Linked DNA regions of Mus musculus: region 2 is linked to region 1. The links are chromatin loops, found by intact Hi-C in ENCODE. Cell type or tissue: gastrocnemius. All regions are shown on one strand. Region 1 overlaps Mrtfb (myocardin related transcription factor B). Region 2 overlaps Ercc4 (excision repair cross-complementing rodent repair deficiency, complementation group 4).

The links. Peaks named below come from ENCODE experiments on the same cell type or tissue, not always from the same donor. Only the 100,000 strongest peaks of a DNase experiment are listed, where the experiment ranks them.
Region 2: it touches region 1 in a loop (2.3-fold over the local background); 12 of 42 quality-filtered maps call a loop at or near these places.

The regions. Positions count from the first base shown.
Region 1 is chr16:13,408,481-13,412,480 of GRCm38, reverse strand. Mrtfb (myocardin related transcription factor B) reads right to left here. Exons shown (of 17, transcript NM_001122667.2): 16 at 2,804-2,864; 17 at 1-321. All of the region lies in intron 1 of Gm15738 (a long non-coding RNA gene), which reads left to right. Among named protein-coding and RNA genes, the nearest start is that of Gm15738, 12 kb to the left of the region's middle. In gastrocnemius, CTCF peaks have their summits at 744 (motif pointing right), 1,497 (motif pointing right) and 2,491 (motif pointing right); a DNase peak (open chromatin) is centred at 2,514; H3K27ac peaks cover 251 bases.
Region 2 is chr16:13,143,555-13,147,554 of GRCm38, reverse strand. Ercc4 (excision repair cross-complementing rodent repair deficiency, complementation group 4) reads right to left here. Exons shown (of 11, transcript NM_015769.2): 10 at 3,042-3,154; 11 at 1-29. Among named protein-coding and RNA genes, the nearest start is that of Gm32596, 14 kb to the left of the region's middle. In gastrocnemius, no CTCF peak of the experiment used is centred here; a DNase peak (open chromatin) is centred at 2,351.

The DNA of each region.
Region 1 (4,000 bases):
ACTGGTACAGCATGCTGGAATGACTCAGCAAGTCGTTCTGCAGATCCTCGATCAGAGAGAAAGACTCTCTATCTTCACTGCTGTTCTGCAGTGGGCCAGTGTCAGTGGCCGAGGGCAAAGTGCCATCCAAGAAGGCTTCTAGCTGGTTCTCTAAGCTGGCAGATAAACTGTTCACAGGTTCTAAGGATACAGGTGGTGCTATTTGGACCTGGGGCGGTGGTCGAGAGACCACGGTATTGACTGGCATTGTGGTGATGCTGGCTGTCACTGGTTTCATCTTGGAAATTGGAGAAGGCTCTTCTTTTATTGGGAAGGAAATCTCTGTGCAGAAGAATTGATGGTGTTAGTAAGTATTTGCTGCCATTGAACTATATTAGTGACTATTCTGTCATCCTCTCTTACATCTTAGAGGCAGAGAGAGCATGCTCTAATTCTTTTTAAATTTAATTTTAAAAAGTCATTATAGTTGGATGGTATTTCAGTTTGTCAATACAGTCTAGAAAGTTACAAAACAGACACAGTACACCTTATCAATAACGCAAGGCTGAAGTCACCTCCTTTGCCCTCCTTCCTAAAGGTGAGGCAGGTCAGCCACTGCTCTCAATTCTTGTTCTGAGTTATCTGAACTTTGGACAATTAGGTAAACAGCTTAATAAGTACCAATTAGTTATTTAATTTATTCTTAAACATTAATTTGTACTTATGTATACAAGTGTGTGAACGTGCTCCTGTGTGTAGGAACCCATGGAGGCCAGCAGAGGGTGTCTGATCCCGAGCTAGCATTACAGGTATTTGTGAATCCAAAATGGGTGGTAAGAACCAAATTCTAGCCCTCAGCAAGAGCAGAACGTGTTCTTATGTGTTGAATCATCTTCCCAGTCCCAGTCTATTTAATTTTTTGTGGCTCTCTGTGTGTAAGGCAGAGATAAATGCAAACGTCTTCTTCAGAGCTAACTAGCCCTACGGTTTGGGATGGGGTCATCTCCCCAATGGCTGGGCAGCAAGCCCCAAGGATCCACTTGTCCTCCCCTCCCCAACACTAGGATTATAGGCATTGTTATTGTGTTCTGGGGGGAACCAAGTTCAGGTCCTCAGGCTTGCATGGCACACTGAGAGAGTCATCTCCCTACGTGATCATATTGACTCCTTAATAGGGCAACCAGCAAACCAACAGACCTTCTGTTATGGACAGACTAGTGCTCACATAGATGAATTTTAATAACTTCCTCCACTGTTGTTTTGAGATGACTTCTTGTTTTGTGTAGACTTGGCTGATTTAGAACTCAGTATGTGGACCAGGCTGCTTGGAACTTGGAGAGCTCTGCCTATCTCTGCCTCTCGAGTCCTGGGATTAAATGTGTGTGCCATCATGTTAGATTCTTTCTCATCTTTCTGAGAATACAGTAGGTGAAAGAATTAATGAACCATAAACTTAAAAGCTTATTGTATCTGGGTATTTTGTCTGCATGTGTGTCTGTGTGCTATGTGTGTGCAGTACTCATGGAGGCCACAGGAGGGCGTTGGAGTCCTCCTAGGACTGGAGTTACAAACAGTTGTGATTCACCATGTGGTGCTGGGAATTGAACCTGAATCACTGGAAAAAAACCTTATCTTTATCAGACTGAGCAAAAACTGCATGCCTGATTTTTAAATACACATTTATTTTTTAACTCCCAAGTTTTCAGTTTAACATATTCTGAAAGACCAATGTAGTTCTCAGCAGACTTTCACTTATTCATGTGGCCCACATGCAGATGGCAATGTCCTTCACTATGCCATGGACTCTGCTCAGGGCATCAGCGTCTATCAGATGTGTTCAATACAGATGGAGAAATAGTAATTACTACTTCAAACTCCTGACTTCTTTCACCGTACGACTTTGTACATGCACACATACGTGTACGCATGTGCACATAGGTGTGTATGTGATATGCCAGGATGGTAGTTCACATTTGTATTGCAGTGCTCTGCCACTGGGCTGCAACTATCCCAGGAAGTTTCTGAAAAACTGATCCTTGCTTACTTGTAAAGGCAGGTGAGCTGAGGCACGTGCTAACGTCTGGTTTAAAGGCAACATACTGTAAATGATGGCTTACTTTATTTATTTATTTTTTTTTTTGTTTTTTTGAGACAGGGTTTCTCTGTATAGCCCTGGCTGTCCTGGAACTTGCTCTGTAGACCAGGCTGGCCTAGAACTCAGAAATCCGCCTGCCTCTGCCTCCTGAGTGCTGGGATTAAAGGCGTGTGCCACCACGCCCAGCTGGCTTACTTTATTTTTAACTACAGTTTATTACTTATGAATGTGCATGCTACCACAGCATGTATGTGGAGGTCAGAGAACAACTTGTGGGGGTTAGTTCTCTTTCATGGTGTGGATTCTGGGTATCAAACTCAGGTCACTAAGCTTGGCAACAAGCACCTTTACCCACTGAGTAATATCTGTAGCCCTGATGTATGACGTACTCTGAATTTTAATAGAACAACCACCAGAGGGAGCTCAGGCTAAGTTATTGGAAAGTTCTCACTCCATAGAGCATGCTTTGCTGGCCCAGCTCTAATGTGTGAGACATCTTTCCTTTTTTCCAAGTGACAGCTATGGGGATCTAACATCATGCCATCCTTCAGTGTGGAGCCAAAGGGCTTTCTTTCCTCTGTTATGTGGTTTGATGGCCTAGCTTGAGCAGGTTTGTTAGAACTGGATGTTTCTCAGTTTCCAAGACAACATCCAGCTTTAGAGGAAGGCTGTCCTAGGCCTGTGGTATGACACTGCTTCCCTTGGGCTTGTGTCCAGCCTTTGACCCACCTCCACTCTTTATGAGGATGTCGAAGAGGTCGTCCATCTGCTGACTGTGCACACTGGAAACCTGCAGCCAAGGAGGACAGAGTTAGCGGCCTGCACCAGGGGCACTTCACCAAGGGGTCCACTGAGCCTTGGTTTTACTCTAACATTTGATAGTCTAGAAAACAGCCAAGTTGCTTGGGAAATGAAGATATTTAAGCCAAACCACCAGAGCATGATAGGTCAACTAAGAATCAAGGAAGAAGCCAGCGCTGTGACTTGCATGTGTGCTCTGCTTTTCCTGAATGGCACTTTGGGAGGTGTCTAATACTTTATTCAAAGAGGGTCTGAGTCAATCTGCATTCAGCAAGAATTGCTATAGCTCAGATGAGCACACTGTGCACATGGTTTTACCGTTGAGGTTGATTTGGCATGTAAGTTACACTTACCGTATGTGGTAGTTTGAATGAAAATGATCTTCACTGGCTCACAGGGAGTGGCATTATTTAAAAAAACTAAGACCCGTGGCTTTGTTGGAGTAGGTGTGTTACTAAGGGCGAGTTTTAGGATTTTATAAGCTCAAGCCAGGCTCAGAGGCTCATTCTTTCTCTACTGCCTGGTGAACCAGAGGCAGAGCTCTTGGCTACTTCTCCAGTACCATGTCTGCCTTTGCTGCCTTGCTTCTGGCCATGATGATAATAGACTGAACCTCTGAACTATAAGCCAGCTCCAATTAAATGCTTTTCTTTATAAGAGTTGCCATGGTCATGGTATTATCTATTCACAGCAATAGAATCCTAACCAAGACAGCACAGATCATGGAGTTTAATGATCTAATATGTATGTGTCTATGAACCCATCAACAAGATTATCATTTGTCAACTGGGAAGCCCCTCATCTCCAGGACCCGCTGTCCTTCAGAACACATGAATTCCTGTCAGTGCCTCAGACATGTTCTTCTTGAGGTTAAGGTATGGGAGCATTGTCTTACGCAGCGACATTATTCCGAGCTGGATCCATGGTGTAGTATATAGCTTAGGGATAGTTTACTGCTTTTATTGCTGGTCAGTAATCCATGTTTGGGAATGTCTGCTTGCTTGGTCACTGACTTAATTGGTGGGCTTCCCACTTTTGGACTGTTAACAAAGCTGCTATAGAAATCTGTGCACAGCTCTACACTACTATGCCCTGTGCCTTTCTCACGGTAAGTTACCTAAGAGT
Region 2 (4,000 bases), 260 kb after region 1:
GGACTGGGTGCCATTCTGCTCCTGGCCACCTACGAAAAGGGGAATTTAGGTCGGGTCACAGGGAAGAGTACTTAGAGACGACTTTGTATAGGTTTAAATGTTTCTGTTGTTAAACTCGGATGAATAGCTATAACACTTTCTATCATTCTAAAAATAGAATTTATAGAGAAAGCAGAGGTAGTTTCCCCCAAATTAAATGGAGTCAATAGGAAAGTTAACTGCTTATAGTTTATGACTTTTAATGGCACACAAACACCTTCTCTCTGGTTCCTCTCTGCCCCCTTATGGAGACTATGTATGTATGTGCTGGGCCTTATATGCAATAAGGCCCTATGTGCAATAAGGGCCAAGAAGACTGCCTTCTGAGCTGCTGCCGTTAACTTTTGGGTCTAGAGATGGGAAAGGGAAGACACTGAGAGCAGCTTCTTACACACTGGTGTGCACACCTGGGGCTATGCTAGCAAGCAGATTCTGAACACGGCAGATGTGGGATCAAAGGCTCAAAAAACTGCATTTTCAACAAACTCCAGGGATGTTAATGCTGTTGCTTTAAGAACAACCTCATTTGGGTATGTGTGTTACCTGTGTGTATATATGTGAGCATGTGTAAGTGAGTTTGTGTGTGTGGCATGTGTGTATGTGTGTAGCTACGTTGAGCCCATATGTGGAGGCCAGAGGAAGGTAGTGACATAAGTCACAGCTGAATGGACTGCTGGGAGGTAGGGCCATCAGAGGAGGCAGATCACTGGGGCAGGCCACCGAGAGGTGTCCTGCACGTACCCTGACGTTTGTCTGTTTGCTGCCACAAATCAACCGCTTTCATGCCCACAACCTTCCCCTACAGTGTTCTGACCCATCACAGGCCTGGGAGCAACGAGGCTGGCTGGGTATGGACTGAGACCTTTTGAGATAGGTCCAATTACCCCCTGCCTTAAGTTGTTTCACGAGCCACAGAGAACTGACAAAGTGACCTGAAAAGGGAGAGGCAGCAGGGTCAGAGAAGACACCAGCATGGATGTGAGGTAGAGGAAGGGCCTCAAGCCAGGAATGCAGGTAGACTCTAGGCACTGGAAAAATCAGATGACTCGTCTACAGACCTGCCAGGAAGAAAACAGCCCTGAAGCTAGTGAGTGACGGCCAATGGGATTCTGTTTAGCCTGCAGACTTGTGAGGTCAGTGTGTGCTTCTCAAGCCACCAAGTTCGTGCAATGCTTTACAGTACAACAGGAAACTCAGGCTTCCCAAGGGCAGAGCTCTAGCTTTGTGTGTGGTACCTACAGCATGACCTCACCTCCTTCATCCTGCCTTACAGGCTACAGTTCTTCCCAAAAGCTTACCAGGCAAGGCAGAGTTAAGTATCTGCTTCAAAAAGGATCCAGATATTCTGAAGTAGTGCTCCCCAGAGCACGTCTGACGTAGTGCTCCCTAGAGCATGTGGCCCGAGGACCTTCTCTACCACATGCCTTTGGGATGTGACCCCAGTTCCCAGGCACAGAAGCAGAATATCTACGTTAGAGGCCAGCACAGTCATGGCTGCAATGAGCAGCTCAAGCCACACGTCACAGCACATGGGTGGAGATCAGAGAACATTTCTCAGGGTGGCTTTTCTCTTGCTACCTAGAGGGATGGGCCACGGAACTCAGATTTTCAGGCCTTCATGCAAGTGAGTCTAATCTCTGAGCCATTTCTCCAGTCCCTGACAAATACCGATAAAAGAAGGGAAGGAGGGGAAGGAGGGGAGGGGAGGGGAGGGGAGGGGAGGGGAGGGAAGGAAGGAGGGAGGGAAGGAGGGAGGGGAGGGGAGGGGTGGGGAGGGGAGGGGAGGGGAGGGAAGGGAAGGAAGGAAGGAAGGAAGGAGGTAGGGAGGGAAGGAAGGAAGGAAGGAAGGAGGGAAGGAAGGAAGCAAAAAAGGAGGGAAGGAGGGAAGGGAGGAAGGAGGGAAGGGAGGAAGGGAGGAAGGGAGGAAGGGAGGAAGGAAGGAAGGAAGGAAGGAAGGAAGGAAGGAAGGAAGGGAGGAAGGAAGGAAGTCATTCAGTCAGCCCGCCCATCAGTCATTCAGTCAGCCCGCCCGTCAGTCCTTAGTCTCAGGGTTTCAGTGCATGAGCAGCTAGTTCTGTTGTTTCTGAACCTGTGGCAGGCAGAACATGGAAGCTTGAACTCATCGGCCCAGTGGTCTGAATGGACCCAATGTCAGCAGACGTTAAATCATCTTTAACCCTACTGCTTCTCTCAGGCTGCTTGGCTGATGGCAGCCTGCATGGAGGTAGAAGTCCTTGTGACTAAGGATGCTGCACTTGGGAGTCCAGCAGACCTTGGTGGCATGCCAAACACCCGGAACTGGAGAGATACCAAGAAGCAGAAAATGCTCTGGAGCTGGGAGGGTGCATCCTTAATTAAGGAGTCCTAGTAATGTGCGACCCTGAGACTACAGGTAGAGGGACTTGGGGAAATTGTCCTTCAGCTATTGTGTGAGCCAACTGGCTTCCTTGGGCACAGAGCCCACGCAGCATCCTGAAGGCTTCACTGGTAGAGTTCATCTGCTGTCTCCCCAAATCATTTTCTTTTCATTAAAAAAAATCATTTATTATTTTAATTATGTGTATGTGTGTGTGTGTACCTGCGTGGGTTTCTATGCAGCACAGGAGTGCATGTCCCTGGAGAGGCCACAGGATGGTGCTAAAGTCACAGGTAGTTATGAGCTGCCTGACGTAGGTGCTGAACTGAAAACTCAAGTTCTCTGCAAGAATAGCCTTGCAATCTCCCTTGCCTGATTCATGGTTTTAAGAGTTTATGTAGCTGGGCGTGGTGGCGCACACCTTTAATCCCAGCACTTGGGAGGCAGAGGCAGGTGGATTTCTGAGTTCGAGGACAGCCTGGTCTACATAGTGAGTTCCCGGATAGCCAGGGCTATACAGAAAAACCCTGTCTCGAAAAACAAGAAAACAAAAAAAACAAACAAACAAAAAAAGAGTTTATGTAAAAAGCTCAGCTTTGTGGCTCTGGTTCCTCAGAAGGCAGACATGGTTCAGGATAGGGCTTACCGGCTTTCCGAGTGTCCGTGGGAGCATCCAGGGCTGCTGAGCCTCTTGCTAGGTCCAGGTTGGTCTCATCTCTGCCTTCCCGTTCTTCGGGGACAACCATGCTAGCTTTTTCTCTGGGGAACAAATACCATAAGCACTATTTGAGTAATCTCAACGTTCTAGATTAATCTTTTGAAAAATCTAATCTCTAAGACAATCTACATGCTGGCAATAGGGGTGCACACCTGTAATCCAGGACTCAAGAGGCTGAGGCAGGAGGATTGTCTCTGATACATGACTGGAGGGTAAGGCGAATGCAAGAGATACATTAGAAAGAAACAACCAGTAGGACTGGCGGGAGGAGCGCAGCAGACCGCTGGCCTCCTTCCCCACCCTCTAGAGTTGTTATTAAGAAGCCCTTTTAGTGTCTGTCATGTGGCTGAGCCTGCCCCACCCGGCTGTAAGGCTAGAGCACTGTCAACATTGGAAAACAAATTAAATCATTTAAAGACAGATATTTTTCAGGTCCCAGGGAGGGAGAGTTTTGTCAGTGATTAAGAAAAAGAAAAAGAAAATGCAGGCACGACGGAACTCTGATCCCTCCCCTCCCCGTCCAGGTGGGAGGCCCCATCATCCACCTTTAGTTTCAAAGGAGAATCAAGGTCAATACAAGAATAAAGTTTATGTCAGGGTTTACAACAATCAGTATCTGGGGACTGATCTGGGGACAGCAGTCACTCCTCGAGGGTGTGCTTGAAAGCAGTATGGAATGTTCCCTGCTCTGGGTTAAGGGATCAGGATATAAATGTGGTCACTGGGCTGGCGAGATGGCTAAGTGGTCCAGGTGCTTGCCACTAAGCCTGACTACCCAAATCCAAGCTCCAGAACCCACTTGGTGGAAGGAGAATTGACCCCCCCTGCAAGGTGTCTTCTGACCTCCACACGGTATACATGCATACATGCATGAATATACACACACA